2 separate regions of the Homo sapiens genome follow, and region 1 is linked to region 2. Evidence: chromatin loops called from intact Hi-C (ENCODE). Cell type or tissue: gastrocnemius medialis. All regions are shown on one strand. Links, peaks and the distances in the headings refer to the core of each region. The heading gives the core; the rest is flanking DNA.

What was found. Hi-C counts contacts between places; a loop is a spot of excess contacts. Peaks named below come from ENCODE experiments on the same cell type or tissue, not always from the same donor. Only the 100,000 strongest peaks of a DNase experiment are listed, where the experiment ranks them.
Region 1: a loop joins it to region 2, with 5 times the contacts of the local background. A loop is called at or near these places in 3 of 110 quality-filtered maps.

Annotation. Positions count from the first base shown.
Region 1 is chr9:109,420,289-109,432,254 of GRCh38, forward strand. PTPN3 (protein tyrosine phosphatase non-receptor type 3) reads right to left here. Exons shown (of 26, transcript NM_002829.4): 11 at 8,333-8,396; 12 at 6,662-6,834; 13 at 2,430-2,564; 14 at 136-312. Among named protein-coding and RNA genes, the nearest start is that of PTPN3, 72 kb to the right of the region's middle. RefSeq lists an enhancer at 10,449-10,950. In gastrocnemius medialis, for the core only: no CTCF peak of the experiment used is centred there; DNase peaks (open chromatin) are centred at 3,783, 4,163 and 4,553; H3K27ac peaks cover 5,603 bases.
Region 2 is chr9:109,502,585-109,514,550 of GRCh38, forward strand. MIR3927 (microRNA 3927) reads right to left here and starts at 8,961; the gene lies at 8,891-8,961. It also overlaps a transcript of PTPN3 not described here. In gastrocnemius medialis, for the core only: a CTCF peak has its summit at 4,771 (motif pointing left); a DNase peak (open chromatin) is centred at 4,937; H3K27ac peaks cover 3,988 bases.

The DNA of each region.
Region 1 (11,966 bases), core at 1,508-9,507, 82 kb before region 2:
CTGGCAGAAGGCACCTGTGGGAGCTGGCTGCAGGCACCAGCTCTTGGTTCCTCTCAAATGGCAACCTGGACCTGAGCAAATTCCGCAACAGCCAAAAAGCAAATACCCAGAAATAAAACAACACGAGTTTCTTACTCTTGGTGCGGGCTTCGGTTCTGAGAAACTTCAGAATCGCTGTCTTGAGGGGCCAGAGAGCCCTTGTACGTGTAAAATACATCTTCCGTTTCCGTGATGTAGGTCATTTCATTTGCAAGGTTATCTGCAGAAGAGTGGCGTGGCTTTCGGATTTCGTGCCGGAGCCGAGGACTTCGCCTGGGTGGGAAAAACGTTGAGTGCAAAGTGTTCAAAGCAAATTCCACTTAAAAATTTTATTAGACACCAGTGAACCTCGTGTCCTGACCTTTCTAAGGATGCCTTCCTTGGCGGAGGCTGACATTCAGAGCCGGTTAACTCATTACTACCCCAGCAGAAGGCACCAAGGGTGACACAAATCCCTAACACTCTCAGTCAAGTGGTGGCTCCCAAAACAGTAGCCTCAGCTGTATAAACAGGCAGAATTAGATGGGTTTATGCCCTTTGGGAAGTGACGGGTATTGACTTAAGGGTAAGTTATTCTTCCAGGAGGACTCAAGCTCTCAAAACATAAATAGGCCATATGGACTGCTATTCAGATAATTTTTCTGATTAATTTGAACAATGCAAACAAAAGGGTTAGAAGCCAAACTACATTTCTCAGCAAAACTCCAACCTTATTTCAACGACATCCCTTCATGTGAATTTCACTTGATCCAAGAGAAAATGTTTGCTTTTTAAGATATATCCCTTATTAAACACGTTTATATGCATTAGATGGGCATATAAACACTGGACTGTCCTCCAACAGTGGCAGTAGGCATGTGACCTTGGGCAAGGCACGTCACCTCTCTGGGCCTCGGCTGTACTTACCTGCTCCTGAGAATGAATCCAATGAGGCCGTGTTCTCAGGGCATCCAGTGTGGCACCTGGGCGTCAGCTCCTGCAGCGGGGGATCCCAAGCTGCCAAGCTTTCTAAGTTCTATTTTCCCTCACAGTTTTTCCATCTTCCCTTTCTTTGTTAGCCATTTCTCCTCAGGACTGTCAGGGCCTCCATGATTTGCAATCCCCCTGGGCCTGGATAATCAATAATGCTGTGTCCAAAGCAGAAGTAAAAAGGCTCTTGTGACTCCTCAGGAGAGGACCTATAAATAGCCACAGGAGCTCCGGGCCACGAGTGTGGCAACATCCAACCCCGCTGTTCCCCTGGATCCAGTCCTGGGCTCTCTGGGCCCCTGGCATTGCTGCCGATGAGATTTTCAGATAAATTAAGCTGCTGTGTTATAGCATAAATTTACCTCTTTAGAATGAGGTATCTAAATGTTGGAAACCAAGAAGCAAATCTATTCAGTTACGTCATGATTTCTAACACTAAATACTATCACTGTCCCTTCCCAGAGCATTAGGCCCCCAGTGAAGGGGTCCTTCCCTAGCAGGCCCAGCACAGCATCTCCTCTGTCTGCCTGTCTCCCAGTTTCTCTTAGGCTTAGCAGATCCTGGATCAGGTATTTACAGCCACGCACTCTTACTCCAGTGTGGAGCTGGGGGCAATGATTCCCTGCTAGGTTTCCCCTCTGGCCCCTAGCCTTTTTGGAGGTATTCACAAAAATGGTGTGATGTCTTTGAGGACCATTATAATAAGATAATGATAATTCCACCTGACTCTTTTAAAAGCTTACTACGTACTTGTACATTATTATTTCATTTGCGGTAGTTTTTATCATCTTTTTAGATATGGGGAAACTGAGGCTACAGAGGTAAAGAAACTTGTTAATTAACAGAAGGGCCAAAACCTGAGTTTAGGTCTTTCTGCTACAAACCCAGTGCCCTTCTCACTTTACCAAACGACCACCTATTTCTTTTTAAGCTGAGTCCATCCTCTTAAGTTGGCCTGCTACTTACTGATGTGCATTTGCTTCTGCTGCTGAAGGTCATACATCCTTACATCATTTACATCACGTACCTGCGTTAGTTTTCCCTAAAGTTTATTTTGTGGGATATTAATGGAAAACATGAATTAAGTAAAGCTAACCGTACTTTTTTATTATTGGACGTCTCAGAGTGTTTAATATGCTAATGTGTGCTGTGATTCCAAAGGAGGCCTTTCAGCAGGCTCGAGTTTCCCAAACTATTTAGATTGAATAAGTTTTTTTAAAAAGAGCATCTCAGCATTATACACGATGGAAAACATTTAGCTAGACTTGTGTACTTCATGAAAACAGTTACTTCTGCCAAGAGCCTAAAATGCAAATTGTAGGTCATCTATCTTTAGGAGTTTATAAGTTGAGTTTTTATTTTTAAAAGAGATAAAGTGTCTACTGTTGGGTAGTACAAAAAAAAAAAAAAGGAGGACATACCAGTTGGGAGTAATGGGAGGGGAACGAGAAGGCAGACTCTTGGTTTCTAAGTGCTCCACTGATAAGGATCTCCGCATGGCTGGGTTCCACACCATCCCGCCAATCACCTTTTTGCAATATTGGTTATTTACCGACCTGAAAAACCAGATGCAGGTTCACTTTCTACACTGACGTTCAACAGGAAAGAAATTACTGCATGTGTGAAACAGTCTACACATGCTTCTTGTCTGAAGGACGGCAGGTTAATGCCAAGGTTATGGGGAGTAGAGGGAGACAGCTCAAAAGCGATTCCTGTCTGTCCTGGAATTTCCTTATGTGATTTCTTCTCTTCGGGTGAAAATCCTTTCTTGTCCTCACTACTCAAGCAACAAAGCTGTTTCCAGAATATAACCAAACCTAACCAGATTAGAAGGAATTCCAGGATCACACAGAAATACAGCTCCAGTGATTTCAAGGAATTCTTATTTTATTCACACTGGCCTAAGTAAAAATATTAACCATTTTTTCAGGTGCTCTTCATCATCCTAGCTGGCAGGAGCTGTCACTATAAATCACTGGTAAATCTTTGAGAGAGAATCTGAAAATGCGCTTAGAAAGTAGTTTCAAACTGGGCACAGTGGCTCATGCCTGCAATCCCAGCATTTTGGGAGGCTGAGGCGGGTGGATCACTTGAGGTCAGGAGTTCAAGACCAGCCTGGCCAACATGGCAAAACCCTACCTCTACTAAAAATACAAAAAATTAGCCAGGTATAGTGGCGCATGCCTATAATTCCAGCTACTTGGGAGGCTGAGGCATGAGAACCCCCTGAATCCCCGAGACAGAGGTTGCAGCGAGCCAAGATCGCACCACTGCACTCCAGTCTGGGGAACACAGTAAGACTCTGTCTCCAAAAACAAAAAATTATACAGAGTTTCAGGCTACGTTCTTTGAAATGTGCTACCCTGAAGGTTACTTTTGAATTTTATTTATACCTAGAGAATTTAAATCTTAGCTATCTAGACCCCTCAGAGAATGAATTATTTGAGAGAATAGAGCATGAAGCCTGTCACCCTGTTAAAGGGTGACAACTTTGGTTCTGGCATCTCTAAATTTTAAACTAGGATTTAATGTCTTATGAAAACATTCTACACATTTCCTTGTGACATGACATCAACCAACCAACAAAAACAAAACAGAACAAAGAACAAACAAAAGAACATAAACAATATGAATCGCCCTGTAGCACATCATGTACTAATTCACATTAAGAAATGCTGTTGTCACCCTGATCAAAATGCTCACAACAGCATCACTGGGAGACTCTTTCCTCTGAGGCAGGCCTACATCAGAAACCACACTGCCAGTGATGAAGAGCACAGGATCAAAACAAGGGGAGCAAACTGCCCAACTCCAAGGTTTAATGTGTCATGGGTTATTAATAGGGACTCTCTGAAAAAAAAGTGTTCCATTGTCCCATAAGCTTGGAAAATAACCCAACAAATTTCTTTTTATGTGGAACCTTTCAGAAGGCCCAATAAGCAGATGTGTATCTGTATCTCTAGGGGCTGGGCAAGTCATGTGACCCTTCTAAGCCTCAGTGTCCTCATCTGTAAAATGGAGGTAATGAGACTTGAAATTCACCAGTATGCTGAAGCTGGCACAGGTAGTAAAAGAACTGCTGACTTGTCCTCCCAAGCCATCCTCCCAACCCAAATGATCCCCTGTGGCAGATTAAAGATGACTGCAAGTTCTTTGAGTCTTGCATCTGGGTTGGCTTGTGACTGCTTTCAGCAACAGAGTCGCTGTGCCAGTGCCAGGTCTCACCCTTAAGAAGGCTGAACGGTTCTGCCTTTCGCTCCTGGAACCCTGAGTGTCCATGTAAGAAATTCAACCACCCTCCTGGAGTATCCAGATGGGGATGCTAAGGAGTCCAGGTGAGTCCAGCCTTCCAACCATTCCATCAAGACACCAGGTATGCAAGAGAAGTTATCTTGGATCCTCTGGCCACATTCACTGAGAAATCCCTATCTACACCACACAGAGCAGAAGAGGCCTCTGGCCAAGCCCTTCTAGGATTCCTGACTCACAAAGTCATGAGATATAACAGAATGGGTGTTGCTTTCAGTCACCAAAATAGGGGTATTTTCTTGTGCCACAATACAAGACCAGAACCCAGCCCTGCTGGCATTGGATGCATGCAGATGACAAAGCTTTGCAGATGAAGAAATAGAAGCAACAAATTAAAGCTCAAGTGACAGAGGCAGGATTTGAACCCAGGCAGCTCAGCAACAGAGGGCATGGTTTCAGTTGCCTCCCCATTCCTTCTCTCATCTGGCCTGAGGATCAGGCCCAACCTAAGTCAATGATATAATCCAGTAAGTTATTTTCATGGCTTGCTCAACAGTAGATCTACTGAATGTATACAAATACTAAACAGTATTATAAGAGCTAAAAACTTAATATATTCACTCTTGGTTCATCAGAAGCTGAGAGATAGCATTTAGCACCACAAATAGTATCACTGATACTAACAGAAATTAGCTACTTATTCAGTTTACAAGTTCCCTAATGATTATCAATGTATTAGGAAAGTAACTGGAACAGTCTGATGCAGTTCCACCTATCAGAAAGATAATGGCTCAGACACGGGTCTCATTTAGTTAGTAATAGCCACATCAACAACAAATCACGAAAACAATTTTGAAAAACCAACAAATGATTTAGAAAATATGGCCTGGCACGGTGGCTCATGCCTGTAACCCCAACACTTTGGGAGGCCGAGGCAGGCAGATCACCTGAGGTCAGGAGTTCGAGAGCAGCCTGCCCAATGTGGTGAAACCCTGTCTCTACTAAAAATGCAAAAATCAGCTGGGCGTGGTGGTGGGCACCTGTAATCCCAGCTACTTGGGAGGCTGAGGTAGGAGAATTACTTGAACCCAGGAGACAGAGGTTGCAGTGAGCCGAGATCACTCTAGCCTGGGCGACAGAGTGAGACTTCGTCTCAAAACAAAACAAAACAAAAAAGAGAGAATAGGCTGGGCACGGTGGCTCATGCCTGTAATCCCAGAACTTTGGGAGGCCAAGGTGGGTGGATCACCTGAGGTCAGGAATTCGAGACCAGGCTGGCCAACCATGGTGAAACCCTGTCTCTACTAAAAATACAAAAATTAGCCAGGCGTGGTGGTGTGCTCCTGTAATCCTAGCTACTCGGGAGGCTGAGGCAAGAGAATCGATTGAACCTGGGAGGCGGAGGTTGCAGTGAGCCAAGATGGCACCACTACACTCCAGGCTGGGTGACAGAGTAAGACTCCATCTCAAAAAAAAAAAAAAAAGAAAAGAAAGAAAGAAAAAAGAAATTATAAGAATAAATTGACAATTTATGCTACCTCTTATACTTAGAGGGTAGTCTTAGAACAAAGAAAACAAAAATACAAACTGCATGGTTATTTCATTTAGAGAATAAATTTATCTTAATTAGAATTTTAAAATGTATATACGAATTATATATATCAATGTACATCCATTTCTTTTACTGTACATCATTTTATTTAGAGAATAAATTTTAATCTAAATTAGAATTTAAAAATTTATATATTATATATATTTATACATAAATATATATAAATTTACATCCATTTCTTTTCCTGTACTAGTCATTAAATATTTTGAATATCATTCCTGTGGCTAATAGTACCTATCTCATAGGAGAGTTGTAAGAGTCAAATATAATTATGTGCCCAGCACAAAGTAAATGCTCAGTAATTATCAACTGTGATTACTACTGTTATTTTGTAATTATTATAGGCAATATATCCCAAAGTCACTTGACTCTGGAAATGTTTTTCTATTCCTTCATTCATTTTTATAGAGCATCTTATGGAATTAAAGTTCTGTGGGAGAGGCTGGCATAGTGGCATCAGACTGGGATAGCCCAGTATGCTGGCACCAGGAGACACACAGAACCATGGCTCCATTTCCTTTATTATGTCATGGTGCAGGGTACAGCTGCCATTCTGACTGCTTGGAAGTGCTGAGTTCAGCAGAGTTGAGGGGAGAGAAATGCTGGGAACATGAGATATCCCTTAGACACTGCTGACCCCGGGAGACTTTTAGTTATGGTTCAGAGATCCAATGCCTGGAGCCCCTGGGCTATGGGTTTCCTCCTCTGCCTAACAATGTCCTCTATTCACTGATGACCAGGATGCATTTACATCTCAGCCTAGTGTGGACACAGTCTTTACAGCACACTCACTTTTTGGTGTTCCGAGAGCCCATAGTCCAGTACTGAGACAGAACATTCTTTTCCTGAGGTAGTAGCTTCTTTGCCTGAAAGAACGTATGGTGCTCAACACAGGATTTCCACAAGTTTTTGCAAGATCGGTAATTCAGCATGTTGAAGGCCACAATATGTTCCCTGGATTCAGCCTGGGAGGAAAAACAGTCAAGATTTCACCCACACAGACATAGGAGCAGGGACTTGTAAGCATTTAACCCACATTGGTGAAATGAGGTAAGATGCAACAGACAGCAGAAAACTGGTTTCAAAATGCCGTGGCCACAAACCAGTGTACCGGAATATTCAAGAGCACGATTTGTTAACCGTCTTTATGAACATGGTAATAGAGATGACCAGAATCTATTCTTTATCATCATCTGCGCTTCTTCATGAATGCTTTTATTTCAAATCTATTTACATTTCTAGGCTGGATACATTTGGAGCAATCAGATAAAAACCGTCTGATACACTCCTTTTAAATTTTAACTCTGGGAACATCTCTCTCCTGAAGGAATACTCTTTCATCTATCAGACAACAGCAAGTTTATAACCCTTTGGGTTTTTCTCTATTTGCTTTCCACAAAGCACAGAGTTGAATCCAGTGCTCATATGTAATAATCATTTTAATCATTTGCTTTGCCTGCATTCTGCATGAGTTTAGGTTTTCTGTTTTCATGTTAAATTGCCGTCTTATACATTTTTGTGCCACCCTGAATCTTGCACTGAGGGGTCAGGAGATCCAGATTCCAGTCCTAGCTGCTCTGAGCTTTTGTGTCCTCATTCCTAAGAGTTCACGGCTCTGTGAGGCCATTTTAAGCATATATTACCTTTGAAAAATTGGGAAATTGACACAGTGACAGTAAGTGAAAATCATGCAGCATAAAAAGATAAGGGTGTAGTGCTGTGGAAAGAGCAGGTGTCTCGGATTCGTAATGATCTGGTTAAAATTCCAGCTCCCCTGACTCACTAGCTGTGGGAGCCTCAGTTTCCTCTCCTCTAAGTTCTACATCTCTGTATGGATGAGCAAATGGAGTTATCACAGTGCTATGGACTTTGCTTATGAGATATATACACCTACCAAGCCATCGTGCAGTTTCAACACATCATGGGAGGGAACTGACCTTGCTGACATTCACTGTTACTTTGTGGTGGGCTCTCTGCCAAGTGCTTTGACCAATCCTCTTTTATTTAATCTTCACAATTCCCTAAGAAGTGGGCATTATAGAATTTCTGGAAACAAGGTAACTTGGGCTAGGGAACGTTAAGTAACCTGGCTAGCTGGTAAGTGGAAGAGCCAGGATCTGAAACCACTGTCTCTGACTCCAAAGCAAGTTAATCCTCCAACCAGCTAAGCAGAATTATACAGACAATCACTGGATCCTCCAGACTCTGGCTCCACAATGGCATGCTCTTTCTTCCCTGATACATACATAGCAAACAGCCTTCAACCCTTAAAGAACTAAAAGCTGAAGTAACTTAAAAACACAAGAAATGGGGCAAAGTGGTGCATGTTTCTAGTCCCAGCTACTTGGGAGGCTGAGGCAGGAGGATCCCCTGAGCTCAGTTTGGGCAACATAGCGAGACCCTGTCTCTAACCACACACATACATATGCACGAAACAAAGCAAGCAAAGACATAACTACTCACCTGTTTCTGTCGCTGATGTATGAAGAACTTTTTCCTTTTGAAAGAAATTTTGAGAATGTTCACCCTTCAAAAAATAAAACAAAACACAAACAAAGCACATCAGGGATCGGCCAGGTTGAAGCTGATGCCTCTCAATGCATGTCCTTTACTCCATGATCCTGATGAGTGGGGGCTCTTGGCTGCCTAGAGTTTACTTCTCTGTAGAAATGATGGCAGCCCCACTGCCGCAGGCTAATACCAAGTAGCTGACTGAAGCTGAGCACTGCGTAAGGGCCACTGGATTATGATGTAGCTTTTAAATAACAAGAAACATAGGCCATGCGCTCTCTTTGCTATAAGCTGCTTTTGTGGCACTGCAGCTCTGCGTGAGCTGGTATATACATGGGGAAGACAGCTGAGAGCAGCATGGAGCAGCTGAAAGAGGACAGACCTGGTCCGAACCCCAGCTCCATTACTTAACAGCCACGTGTCAAGTAGCCTACTTAACATTTGCAAGATAACAGAATTTAGTCACCATTAACTGAACATTTTTTAGATACTAGGCTGCTACTAAGAGCTTTATAAACATCCCCTCAACGAAGCCCTGCAACAATCCTGAAAAGTACATATTGTTATACCCAGTTTTCAGATGAGGAAACTGAGGCTCAGAGACATCACCAAAGTGCTCAAGATCATTCAACTAGAAATTCCTGGAGCCAGGACCTGCACCCCGGTCTCAGCTGACTCTGAAGCCTGTGCTCCTAAGCTCTCCACTATGAAGTCTTCCCAACAGTGGTGAAAACACTGCCCTTCTCAGAGAGCGGCCTTGTGAGGATTCAAGCAGAGTAGGAATGTCAAGTCCCTACCTTGTCACACAGTAGGCCTGCAATGCTTGTTCCTTTAATTAAAAACATAACTTTTAAAATAAATTTACAGTTGACCCTTGATTAACAAAGGTTTGAACTATGTGGGGTCCACTATCTGGGGGATTCTTTTTAACCAAACATGGATGGAAAACAGTATTTGCAGGATGCGAAACCCACATATACAAAGGGCTGGCTTTTCAAATACACGAGTTTTGCGGAGCCAACTGTGTGACAAGTCTGTGTAGATTTCGGTAACTACAAGTGGTCTTGGAACCAATCCCCCAAGTACACCAAGGGCTGACTATCATTCATTTATGCAAAACTTCTGTAATCCATACAAAGGGTGCATATTTCTCTGCTGGAATCTTTACTTCTGAAATACTTTGGGGAAATGAAGGAATTTTACTATTCTCTAGGATCATACAAAGACCTTGGTAGAACATTCTAGAATGGAGAGGCTGTGTAGGTAAAACGAAACTTGAACTATTCATGGGACATCCCCCAGATGGATCAGCAATATACCTCTATTACATATTAGATATTACCTAATACACATCTATTTTCAACGATCTGTTGGTAGATGTAACTGTGAAGTAAATTTTTTGGGGTGACTACAGGTTAATAGTCTAAGGATGAGAAGAGTGTCTGGGCTCACCCCTTCTGGAGATACTCTTCCTAGTGTGTGTTACTGCTCTGCCATCTCCCTGAAGTCGGGGGAGTCTCCTCACGATTCTCCTGTGCCAACTGGCAGATGCAAAAATTCCTGTTCTGCAGAACGAGTCAGGAGAATCAACTCCCCTTTTGAGTTCTTACCTTGCCTTGTTTGGCCCATGGGTATCTGTGGACCTCTTACTCCCCCCACCCCTGGCTTCATATACAGGGGTAGGAGGGCCTGGCAGGCCTCCTGTGGTTCCTAGGGCTCCAGCTCAGCATCGCCTTCCCAGGCTGACCCCAATTTCCCCACCTGACAGCTCTCTCCCTGAGCTGTCAAATCTGATTATGCACAGACATGAACTCTTGTCGTTTCCAGGCTTGGGGCCTCAGCGGGGCTCCCTACTGCCCTTCACTCATTTATAAGAAAAAAAAAATGCACTGAGAGCCTAGGATGTACAAAGTTCTATGCCAGGCCCTGGGGACAGAGGGAAGAGGACATGGAGCCACTGCCATCCAGAGGCTTATAATCCAGTGAGGGAGACAGGAACCACATAAAGAATGATGCATGGAAGTAAATCACTGTAACTGTGAGCACTGCATGCAGGAATGCCTAGAGTCTCACAAGAGCACTAAGAACTGAGCCTATAGGCTCCTATGGCCCGTGAAGCCCTCCATGACCTGGCCCCTCTCCTGCTGCTCCTCATGCCCATGGCCAGCTCCAGCCTGGCCTGTCCCACTCCTCCTGACTCACTAGCTGGGTTCTCTCTTGTCTCTGGACCTATACACCCTGCCACTTCTCTAGAATTTTCCTTGGGCCAAAGCTCAGCTGGTGTTCAGATCCTGGTGAGTGCCTTACCCTGCATGCTTAGGGCCCTTCTTATGTCCTGCCCCTCCTGGGCACTTGCCCATGCACCTCCCTTGTCACCCTGGGGTCACCATCTGGTGCTGGTCTCCCCGCTGGTCTCTGAGGTTTACACTGGAGGCAGGGGCCAGGCCTCGACAGGAGCCATCTTGATGTTGAAGGGTGAGGGAGGCTTCAGCAGGACTGTGGGTGAGCCTGGGGGTTGGAGAGTCCCTGCAGGCTCTGCCAAAAAGGCTTCTGTTCACAAACCTGCTTCTCCTGACCAAGTCTCCCACTTCTCTCTCCTGCAGTGACCTTGTGGGACCCACATCTTCTCCACAATGTGAGGGTCCAGCCCTTGTCTGTGGGCCCTTAGGAGGTTTGGTCACAGTTAGGCTGGACCCAAGGGGCTTTAGGCCTGTGGCACCTGGAGGAAGCCCCCGGCATCTGGAGGGGCTGGGTGCAGAAAAATGAGCCGTATGCCCATTGTGCCCTCTGCTTAGCCTGATCTTAGTCCTGAGTGGGCCAGAGAGCTGCCTGGGCACGCCCCAGCCCACCAAGCAGGCTGGAGTTTCTTGCTTCCTCTGAGGGGCTTCTAAAAGAGATGAGGTGAATGAAAGATGGAGAGAAGATCCTGCTATCTGTTACACTGATTTCAGTGTCAAATTGAACAGGGCTGTCGTCACATTTTTTGGTTTTGGAAAATAGATATATTGAAACTTAACTGAACAGCGTCTATTAAGTATGTATGCTACTTAAGCGTTTTCCTACAAATACCACTTTTAGTGTTGAAACAAAAGTCCAGGCTCTGGAGCTAGACTCTGATGTGAGTTTCAACTACTCTGATTATTAGCTGTGTCACTCTGGACAGGTTCTTACTTAACTTCTTTGTACCTCTGTTTCCTCCTCCGTGAAACTGGGGATAATAACCTATATAGTGCCTATTTGGAGTTTAAAGGAGATAAATCAAAGAAAATACACAGTAATAGGACTTGGACACAGTAAGCATGCAATAAGAATTACTGCTATTAATAACGATAATTTTGTTATATATAATTATATATTTATGTGTAATATATATTATTCTATTATATAATATAGGGTATATTATATAACAATAGAGTATTATATTACTAACTCATTAATATTATATATATTATTATATAATACTCCATAGTTTTACTTAAGTTACTTGCAGGTTTTTTCCTGTTATAAATAATGCTGTGATGAACATCTTTGTGTTTCAGGTAATGAAATTCTATGCTCCCAAGTTGGGGAGCAGATTTAGATGTCA
Region 2 (11,966 bases), core at 1,510-9,509:
CAGGAGTTTGAGACCAGTCTGGGCAATGTAGTGAGACCCTGTCTCTACAAATAAGAAAAAAATTAGCTGGATGTGGTGGCACCCATGTGTGGTCCCAGCTACTTGGGAGACTGAGGTGGGAGGATCACTTGAGTCAGGGCGGTTGAGGCTGCAGTGAGTCCTAGTTGTGCCACTGCACTCCAACCTGGACAACAGCAAGACTCTGTCTCAAATAAATAAATATGAAATTGCCATTTTATGGGTCAAAATGGTTGAACATCGGTAACTTCCTGTATTTCAATTTAATGCATACACATAGAACAAAAACTAGAAAAACTGCACCAAAATATTATTGGTGGTGTGTCTGACTATTGCATTTATGTGCAGAGAGGCAGGCTACAGAAGTTATCTTTTACAAATTAGGAGAATTTCAAGTCTTTGGGTGTCTATTTTTTGTATGTCTTTATAGTTCTCTAAATCTTATGTATGTTTCTTTCATAATCTGGAAAAATGAAACAAATTCAAAAGTTGGCAAGCTAAAGAAAATGATGTAAAGAGAGGGAAAATGACTACTCCAGAATTGCTCAAAAAAAAGTGAGAGGCTCCTTTCATGGAGGGTGAAGCCCACCCTGCCTACCGACAAAGAGTCACCAGGCATGGTGAATGACAGCAAGATGTTTATTTCTGGCTCAGGAGCGAGAAGGTGGTCAGCCAGGAGCATGCTAGAGAAGCGTTAGTCAAATTCAGGACACTTCATCCCCTGAGCCTGTGTTCTAAGGCTCCTGGACTCGATGAATCTCACTTTGAGAAACACAAACATTTCAGCCTAATGTTTTATCCATTGAAAAATGTCTTTCTCGGCTGGGCAAGGTGGCTCATGCTTGTAATCCCAGCACTTTGGGAGTCCGAAGCAGGCAGATCACCTGAGGTCAGGAGTTTGAGAACAGCCTGGACAGCATAGTGAAACCCTGTCTCTACTTAAAAAAAATACAAAAATTAGCCAGGTGTGGTGGCACATGCCTGTAATCCCAGCCACTTGGGAGGCTGAGGCAGGAGAATCGCTGGAACCCTGGAGGCAGAGGTTGCAGTGAGCCAAGATTGCACCACTAACTGCGCTCCAGCCTGGGCAACAGAGTGAGACTCCATCTCAAAAAAAAAAAAAAGTCTTTCCTCTGCAAATTATCACTGTAAAAGAGGGATTTTGTCTGTAAAACTGATAAATTTGAGTACAAGAGCAGTGATGAAGGGATTGTTGTCAATTAGACATTGGTAGATTCATTCATTAAATATTTATTATATACCCTACTATGTATCAGGCACTACTCTAAGTGCTTGGGAGACATCTGTGAACAAAACAAAAATATCCCTGCTCTCATGGAGCATACGGTCTAATAGAGCAAGGTACAAGGAACAATAAACATCATAAATAAATGAATTGTAAAAAGAGCAGGGTAAGTATAGTAGGGAGAGGGATGGGGGCAGAGAGTTGTAATTTTAAATAGGATTGAGAAACGTAATCTCTTAAGCAAACACTTAAGCAAAGACCTGAAGGAGATGAGAGTGTTATTCTTGCGGGTATCTGGGGGAAGAATCTTCTGGTCAGAGAGAATAGGATGGGTGATACCAAGGCCCTTGAGGGAGCCTCTCTAGATTAAAGAAGCTGGTGAGCAAGGGAGAAAGCTGCAGGAGATGGAGTCAGAGAGGTATCAGGCACCAGACCCGTAGGGCCCTCCCTTCATCCTCTAGTCCCAAGAAGGACAGCCTTTCAGTCTCAGCTGGACAGGGAGCCAAGCCAACCTCATGGCTGCCAGATGTGCTTGTCAGCTCATCAAAAAGTAAATTCTTTCCCTTGGGGTGGTCAGTTGATGCCAGTTTGGTGGTAAACACAGATTCAAATAAGGGAACCAAAATTATATAGCAGCCCTCCGCTATAAGGGGGTCAGCCAGACAGTCCAGATTATGCATATATTTTTAATATTATCATAGAGATGGAAAGATGACATTAAACAATAAACTCAGATGATTCCCAGACCTTCAAGGACACTTGTGGGAACCCTCAAGGATGGAGGGAGTTTGAAAAACACTCTTTGGGTGTCCACACTGTAAAACTGACAGAGGACCATACTGTAATGGACCTGTGAACCACCATGTGGATTTGCTACCACATGGGAAAACAGAAACGTAAGTGTAGGGACTTTAAGATCCTTCTCTGGAAACTCAGATCATTGAGGATGCTTCCATCAACAGAAGCTGAGACGATGAGACATGCAGAGAGTGGAAGATGGCGTCCTGAACTGCAGCTGACCGAAACAATCGCCTTCCCTGAAAGGGGTGGTGTCATCTTACAAAACCCAGGGAAAATGGGTTTGTCAGAAGTCTCTCAACCACAGCCTCAAAGTTCATATACTGAAAACAAAGAGAGAGGAAAACACCTAGGTAATGTAGAATAGTCATACAGTGGTCATGGCTTTGAAAAACCAGCAGTGATGAAGGAAATACTCAGTAATCCCTAATAGAGGATTCTAGGGAGGAGAGTCAGTAATAATAGTGAAGGCAGTGTTTCTGGAAGTGTGATCCAGGAGCCATGTAGATCACAGCCACCAGGTCACCATGGGGGAAGAAGTCTGTGTGGAAAACCAGACTCCTGACCTGAGCCATGAACCTTCTGAATCTCTGGGTGTGGCACCCAAGAACCTGCATTTTATAATTTACTATAGTAATTATTTTGGTATAGAGTCTTGCTCTGTCACCCAGACTGGAGTATAGTGATGTGTCCATGGTTCACTGCAGCTTCCACTTCCTGGGCTCAAGTGATCTTCCTGCCTCAGCCTCTGGAGTAGCTGGGACTAGAGGCGCATGCCACCACACCTGGCTAATTTTTTTTGTTTGTGTCTTTGTTTAGATGAGGTCTTGCTATTTTGGCCAGGCTGGTCTCAAACTCCTGGGCTCAAACAATCCTACTGCCTTGGCCTCCCAAAGTGTTGGGATTACAGGCGTGAGCCACTGCACCCAGCCTATAAGAATCTTTTGTACACCAAAGTTTTATTAACTTCTGTCCTATGACCTCCAATATACGTACACCAAGAACATAGTCTGAGTAATAAACTAAAGGATGGGAAATTTTACTAATGGTCTTCTAGGTATTACTGATGCTTGGATGGATGGAACTGAGGATCAGAACATCAACTTCTTTTTTTTTTTTTTGAGACAGAATCTCGCTCTGTGGCCCAGGCTTGAGTGCAGTGGCGTGATCTCGGCTCACTGCAAGCTCTGCCTCCCGGGTTCATGCCATTCTTCTGCCTCAGCCTCCCGAGTAGCTGGGACTACAGGAGCCTGCCGCTATGCCCGGCTAATTTTTTGTATTTTTTTAGTAGAGACAGGGTTTCACCGTGTTAGCCAGGATGGTCTCGATCTCCTGACCTCGTGATCCGCCTGCCTCAGCCTCCCAAAGTGCTGGGATTACAGGCATGAGCCACTGCGCCCGGCCCAGAACATCAGCTTCTTAAAGGAGGTGCCCATAGAAAGGGGTAGAAGGAGAGGGGAAGAAGAGATGAAGAAAGGGCATGCCCCAACCACATATACGGACCCTCAGCTCTCAGGCTCTCTGCTCTTGACCTTGGGTCTCTGATGTCATCCACCATGCTCTCCTGGGACCAGAAGCAAGCTAACCATGTGACTGGAAAGGCAGCAGTAATAGGGATAGTAGTGGTGATGTTTGCTAAGAGCAGTGGACCTTAAAATAAACACATCAAAGTATGCAGGATACACACAAAACTGAAACTGGAAAGGTCATCCCCTCCCGAAGAGGAACTGTATGAGTGGGGCAGAGGAGGGATGGAAGTTTACATAAACCTTTTTGTACCTTCTGAATTTTCTTCCTTTATTTTTCTTTCTTTCATTTCTCTCCCCTTCCTTCCTTCTTTCCTACCTACCTTCTTTCCTTCCTTCCTTCTTTCCTTCCTTCCTCCCTCCCTCCTTTCCTCCCTTCCTCCCTCCTTTCCTTCCTTCCTTCCTCTCTCTCTCTTTCTTTTCTTTCTTTCTTTCTTTTTTTTTTTTTGCGACAGGGTCTATCTCTGTCACCCAGGCAGGAGTGCAGAGGTACATTCTCAGCTCACTGTGGCTTCAACCTCCCAGGCTTAAGCAATCCTCCCACCCCAGCCTTCCAAGTAGCTGGGACTACAGGTGCATGCCACAAGACTTGGCTGATTTTTGTATTTTTGGTAGAGATGGGGTTTTGCCTTTTTGCCCAGGCTGGTGTCAAACTCCTGAGCTCAGGCATTCCTCCCGTCTTGGCTTCCCAAAGTGCTGGGATTATAGGCATGAGCCACAGTGCCCAGTCTGAATTTTCTACCATGTGATGTATAACCTATTTTAAATAAAAACATTCTCATTTGGAAAAAAGTAATGAAGCATGCCTAATATTTTTTCAGAATTGTTTTGTTTTCCATCTTGGCTGCCTCCAAATTTTGCTGACCAAGTGCAAAGCCCAGGTTTCTTAACAAGCCAAGGCTCTACGACCAGGGCACAACAATCCATACCTTGCTTGAAGGAAACAGCTGGAGGTCAAGAACTCTCACTACTACTGGAAATTCATGTGGCTGAGGGATGGAACAGAAGAGAGCTTTTGGATAAGGATAAAAGAAAAGGAAAAATGGTTTTGGTGACCCAGGGATCAGGAATGATGCCTCCCTGATACAGGTGGTAACAGAATGGCCAGAGAAGTGAGATGGAGAATTCCAACTGGTCAGCCCTCTGCTGGAAGTCACATCCATGAAAAGACAGTTATCTGAAAACCTATTCTTGCTTGGCTTACCATTTCATTGCCGAGAAACTGGAAACCTGTCCTGGGCCCAGGAGAACACTGTGCTCCGAATTCCTGGTGACATTTTAAGAACGGGGGATGCTATTCAGCCTGCCCAGTGATCTGGTGCTTCTAGTGTTGCACGGATGACACACCACAGGATTTCCTCAACTGCGCCCTGGCGTCCTGCTAGGATGTCTTTCTCATTTTTTCCATGGTACACACAGTCATTGCATCACAGTCCAAACGGACTGTCCAGCGATGCCTTTGTAAACATGAGTCACATGTGAAGTTAAAGGAATCTGTGTTCAGCCAGGGACAGCAGAGTTCCTAAGGCACATCGTCTTCACATAAGGGGTGCAGATTGATAAGGGTCATAGGACTTCCTGCTGAGATGCCCAAGCAGTGCTCCGGGACTCACTTTATGCAGCAGCCACTGAGGCCTCCATCCATAACACTCTTCTTCATCCCTATGAAGTTCTCCAGCTATCATATCAGAAAACATTACTATTTCCCCATTTTTCACCTTCTTGGGTGTCTCTCAGTTGGGTCCTGAATGTCACCCCCTGTCCAGCCTTGGTCATCCCAGCCCAAGCACAGGCACAAACCTCTTTCTTGCTTCCCCTTGAAAAATGAAGGTCACCTATATCAACCTCCCGAAACAACACATTCGACTGTCTCTGCCTGTTGAAATCCTGGTTAAGGTCCATCTCAGAAACTGCCTCTTCCCCGATTATCTCCACTGGCTATGAGCTCTCTAATCCCTGCACCAGAGAGTATTTGATCTGTTTCTCTCTCTCTTTTTTTTTTTTTTGAGATGGCGTTTCGCTCTGTCACCCAGGCTGGAGTGCAGCGGCGCGATCTTGGCTCACTGCAAGCTCTGCCTCCCGGGTTCATGCCATTCTCCTGCCTCAGCGTCCCAAGTAGCTGGGACTACAGGCGCCTGCCACTATGCCTGGCTAATTTTTTGTATTTTTAGTAGAGATGGGGTTTCACCGTGTTAGCCAGGATGGTCTCAATCTCCTGACCTTGTGATCTGCCTGCCTCGGCCTCCCAAAGTGCTGGGATTACAGGCTTGAGCCACCGCGCCTGGCCTGTTCTGTTTTCTTTTATGCTTCTCATCACATTTTGACTTGCATTGAGTTATCAATGTGTGTGCCCCTTTCAGAAAGATCTTCCTGAAGCCATTTAGGCTGTGACTATTATGTCTAAGCAAGATATGTGAAGGGCTATGTGCCCCTTACAAAAAAATTGCTTGCTTTTCTGCAGTGAGCAAGAAGGGTGATGTTGTATCTAAAGGTTCTTTGTCAAAGTCCTTCCAGAATTTTTCTTGCTAGCTTAATAATCAATCAGTAGATAGAAAAGAGATATAGATAGATGTAGAAAGATGTGTCCAGCAGTGTCCCAAATAAGGTATAACTAATCTGTGATTGGATATCACTGTGCACTCTAAATTTCTTGCCTATGTGTAACAAGTAAGTCAGGATGTCCCCCCCCCACCCACCAACCTCCACACCCAAGAGTCATCTAGTTGTGTTAGAAGGTCTGCAGGTGGGCAGTGGCTCATGCCTGTAATCCCAGTGCTTTGGGAGGTCGAGGTGGGAGGATTGCTTGAGGCCAGGAGTTTGAGACTAGCCTGGGTAACATAGTGAGACCCCATCTCTATTTATTTTTAAAGGAAGATCTACAGGTGAAGGGCACATTCTTTTGTTGTCCACCTGTATTGCTGAGTGAGCTAATTCCAAACCAGCTCTGGGGCCTATGACCTCCATATTTGAGCAGAAGAATTAAAAAGTCTGTAAAATCCCTCATTGAAATTATCAGGAAATAAAGGGAAGCTAAAACCCTCTTAGTGTCTCATGGTTTTGATTTCATTGCAATCTAGAATTGTATATAGTGCAGTATCAATCATGGGAAGCTGCCCCAGTGTTGTCAGCCTCTGTGACAGTATTTTATTCTCACACTGTAGGGTAAATGCATTGAGGCAACCTTCATATTTCTCTCAATCCTGCGCAATCTGCAGTAACCAGCTTTCTTTGATTACCTAGATAGGCTCAGGGGCCTCTCCCTCTGCATTATCTACTAGATTCTCACTTTAACACATTATATACAGTTGTTTAAGTCTGCTACTCCAACTGTTAACTGTCTAACATCTTTTCTTATGCTGGGCTCCTGGATAGAATCTAGCACTTACTGAGAGTGTGATGAGTGAGTGAATTAGTTGACATTGGGTTGCCTTATTGATATGCCCGTCAGGCCAAGTTCCTTGACTTACTAAGGCCAGTGTATTATTTTCCATTACATTTAGTTCAGTGATATTTTAAAAATGTGCATAATACTAGCACATATTCAAATGCCAATTCACATGAGGGAATAATTTCCCAACAGTGTTATCTAGCTTCTTCTCAAGTTCCCTGGGTGGAGGTCAGTCTTTGTAGTTGATGTTGGGTTCCTGACCCAAACACAGCTTGTGCCAGTTATGGAAAGGAAAAAAAAAAAGGGCAGTTTTCCATGGTTTGGATAAAGAGGTGACCGTGGGAACATGTACAGCTCTGTCTGTAGTTCTGGTAAAGTCACTGAAAACGTAACCCAGCCCGGCTCTCTTTTGTACCCACAAGGAAATGGGGATAGACAAGGCCTGTCAAACAAGAGGAAATGGAGCAAAAGGAAATAGACCCATTCTGCAAAGCCATATGGCATATGCAGCAGAGGGAAGTGTTGGTCCCATTCAGGAGGGAAAATATCTCTTTAGCTATTTATTAGGAAACATTGAAGTAATCTTAAAAACTGTGCTATATAAAGAAAAGATATGAACCCCATCTATTCAATGGAAAAATCCAAATGCAGATAAAGGCTTATGAACAGAAATGAGTCATTATAGCACTGCTGATAATTGCCAAAAAATATGTAACAGCTGGGCGTGGTGGCTCACACTTGTAATCCTAGCACTTTGGGAGGCCAAGGCGGGCAGATCACCTGAGGTCGGGAATTCGAGACCAGCCTGACCAACATGGAGAAACCCTGTCTCTACTAAAACTACAAAATTAGCCAGGTGTGGTGGTGCATGCCTGTAATTCCAGCTACTCAGGAGGCTGAGGCAGGAGAATCCCTTGAACCCCGGAGGCAGAGGTTGCATTGAGCCGAGATTGCGCCATTGCACTCCAGCCTGGGCAACAAGAGCGAAACTTTGTCTTAAAAAAAAAAAAAAAAAAATATATATATATATATATATATATATATATATGAAACAAGCAACTGTATGATTATGAAATAGTATGTCTCACTGATTGTTATATAACTCAAAATTATTTTACGAGGAGATTGTAATCACGTGGGAAAATGCTAGCACTAGTGATAATGCTAGTGATTCAACTCCTGTTGAATCACTGCATTATTTTAAGATAGTGGTTCTCAAACTCCAGCATTCAAAGAGTGTAAGACAGAAAGCTGTATTGCTGGCCTAATTCTGTAAAGAAGAACACATTTATGAGCAAAAATGTGAAAGCAAATGTGCTAAAAGGTTTTTCTAGATAATGCTATGACTAGTGATTTTAATTTTCGTTTTTGTATTTTTAAAACTTCTACAACATATATGTGTTATTCCAAAAATCAAAAAGAAACATTAAAAAAATCCATGTAATCAATATCAAACACAAAACTTTAACTTTGCTCCCAGCAACAAATACATAAAATATTTAGGGGCATATTTTTATATCAAGGTGATTAAAGCACTGACCATGGGAATTTTATGACTATCCTATGGGAGGTTCAGCCATGGTGCTTAAGATACCCCTAGTGTCCTTCTCATCTCCTTTACACCAGCTCTGCTTGCAATCCTGCTGAGTCCTAAAATCCCCATGAGTAGGGGTGACTGTGAGCCATGGACGTGCTTAGCAAGACCAATTGGATTCCTTCACCTAGGAGTTTAAACTAGAGAACAGTGGGGAAGTGAGAAGATACACAAAGAGATGCCAGGTTCAAGGGGCAGCCACAGTAACTTTGACAGAATGCAGTGATCCCCAAAGAAGTGACTCTCTGGTGTCTACACTCCTGTGAATTCCCCTTTCATGCTGAGGCTGAGCATGGCCATAGGACTTCGTTTTGCCAGTGTGCCAATGCCTATCAAATATCTACCTGCCATGTTTGTCATAGGACAGGCAGATATGTGATAGGCATTGGCATATTGGGGTTGGCCCTCTTGGAAACCTGAAACCACCATGCCCTAAGAAGCCTGAGATGAACAACTTCATGGAGAGGGGCCCAGCCAGGCCAGGTTTATCTCAGTCGAACCCAGAGCAGACCTGTAGGAGAATCAACCAGCCAACACATTGCATCATGAGGACGGGAAAAATCATTGTCATTTTCAGCCACTAAGTTTTAGCAGTGTTTTGTTACCAGCAATGGATAACTGAGGCAGTCCCAATAGGAACTTTGGTTGAATCCCTGTATTATTTTAAGATAGTGGTTCTCAAACTCCAGCATTCAAAGAGCTGGGTCAAAATTCAAGTGTCTTTAGGGGAGAGACATTGTTGGCCTCATTTGCCTTTATATCCCAGTTCCTGGAATGGTGTTTATCACATACCTAGACCTGAAGAAATATTTGTAAATAAATGAACAAATGGATCTTGGGAGTTTGTTTAAAATATGCCCACCTCTGGAGATTTCTAATTTGGTAGGTCTAATTTGGTAGGGCGAGGTCCAGGAAACTGCATCTGAGTGATGCTGAGACAGGTGGCTTGCAGACCACATTTTTATCATCAGGGCCTCAAATTATCCTTGCAACCAAAAGAGGCAATTGACCAATCTTCCACCTGGCCGTGCATCAGAATTACCTGAGGAGCTTTTTAACGATATTCCTTCCAGATTCTCACCCCTGACCTACCAAATCTGAAAACCTCTGGAGGGGGAGACTCACACTCTACATTATTAAGAAGCTCCTGGGTGCAGCTGGTGCAGCTGGTCCACAGATTGGAGGGCATTTTTGCTGGCCTAACCAACACAAGTCTCCAAAAGCCATCTGGCAGCCAAACACACTTTTCTCACTCCTGAGAAGAACACACACCTACTCAGTTAAACATTATCACACTAATCTTTAAAGCTTTTTAAAAGACAGCTTTCATTTTTACGTCAAGAAATGTTTGTTAGGGACTCCTAAATCTCAGTGTCTCATCTGTCAAACAAAATTTGGTAACACCTGCTTCCTGAATGCCATGAAGACTACATGAGGTAAGGTGTGTGACCACACATTGAAACCGGAAACACCAAGCACAGGATTTTTAAGACTTTAATCATAAGTATGACATAAAGGAGATTAAAATTGTTTATCTATTTTTAGGTAATTATTCAGGGTTCTTTAGGAGGTACCTTGTTCCTCCTTAATCAGGGAGAGACAGGCCTTTGGGACCTCCTACACAAAATGTTTCAGAGAAGGGAAACCGTGGACACATTTCTTATTCCTGCACATGGTGTTTAAAGCACTGTGTGCTCTGAACCCTGCATTACCTTGTTCTTTCCTTCCCCTGGTCCTTTTCCCTCCCTCCTCCTGCCCCTAAGTGTCAGCCCTTCCAAAACACTAATGCAGTAGGCTGGTTCACATCTTTGACTAGCCCTGGCTCAAGCTGTGTATTATATCTGAAATGTTCTTAATTCATTAATTATTATTGAAACAGGGTCTCACTCTGTTGCCCAGACTGGGGTGCAGTGGCACAAACACGGCTCACTGCAGCCTCAACCTCCTGGGTCTAAGCAATTCTCCCACCTCAGACTCCTGAGTAGCTGGGACTACAGGTATGTGTACCACATCTGGCTAATTTATCTTAAATTTCTTTTTTTTTTAGTAGAGACAAAGTCCTGCTGTGTTTCCCAGGCTGGTCTCAAACTCCTGGCCTCAAATGATCCTCCTGCCTTGGCCTCCCAAAGTGCTGGGATTACTGGCATGAGCCACCACATCCGGCGTGGAATGTTCTTTCTTGTCCATCCCATCCACTTAGAACTCTCCAGAGTCTTTGATGTCTGTTGCTATCTCCCACCCTCTGGTCAGATGAAATTGACTAGCCCCTGTTACGAGCTCCCCTAGACATTTATCCTGTTCCCCCCCAGAACACCTGGTTGCACTTACCTAAGTACATAACCTTTCCTTCCTCACTGAGTCCAAGCTCTTTGAGGGCAGGGGCTTTTCCTTACTCATCCCCAGGTCTCTAATCCTTAGTGTGCCTAACCCAGAGAATGGACTAGTAAATACTTGTTAACTGAGTGTATGAAAGTTAGGGGTTGTCTTTGGTGGGTTTAAACTTCTGAAAAAAGAAAGCTGTTTACTCCTGGACATAGTCATGTGTTTGTCTCTGATCCTGATTTCCTGATGTTGGCCTTTGTCTTTTTCTGCTTTCTGTGCAGAGACTTATGAAAATCAAACAACATGCAACAAGCTGCTTACTTGATCTTTAGCTAGTGGGGGTGTCTAGCAGGTTTGGAAGAGTTTGAATATTATATGTAAATATAATATTTGATGTAAATGGCTAATTAAGATATTAATGAGAAATCTCTTTTGAGGGCCAGTTCTGAATTTTTGTTGCTCCAGCTGGGTGTTCCACATGTACTTCAAGCTTAACAAGCCCCAAGCTAACAGATCAACTCCATCCTACAAGCCTGCTCCTTATCCATGACTATCCACCCAGTTGTCTGGACTCCAAGCCGCATGTCCCAAGATCTCCCTCTCTCTTGCCAAACAAAGAAATGACGTGTTCTCTCCATTCGGCACCCCCCAGTATTTCTCACATCCTTCCCAAGCCCCACTTTCTATTTCAGGACCTTCTTGTCTCTCACTGGGGCTCTTGCAAATAGCCTCCCAATTGATCTGCAGACTCCTCTCATTTTTCCCCCCAAATACTGATAACATTTTAATGTTATTAAGGCATGGATTTGAATAAGCTATTCCTCTGCTTGAAAACTTGCAATGTAGGCTCTCCCCATGGCCTACATACTGGTTGAAGTCCAAACTCCTTAGTCTGTGCCATATTTGAGGGTAACAAATGTATCTAATCAGAGGCCTTCTCTTGGGAAGTGAGAATGTGAAGAAGAAGTGGCGAGGGGGTTTTCATTCATTCAGGAAATATTGATTAACACTAACTCTATGCCATGTACTACTGTTCTAGGTTCTGGGAATACAGTGAAGACCTTGACTTTGTGG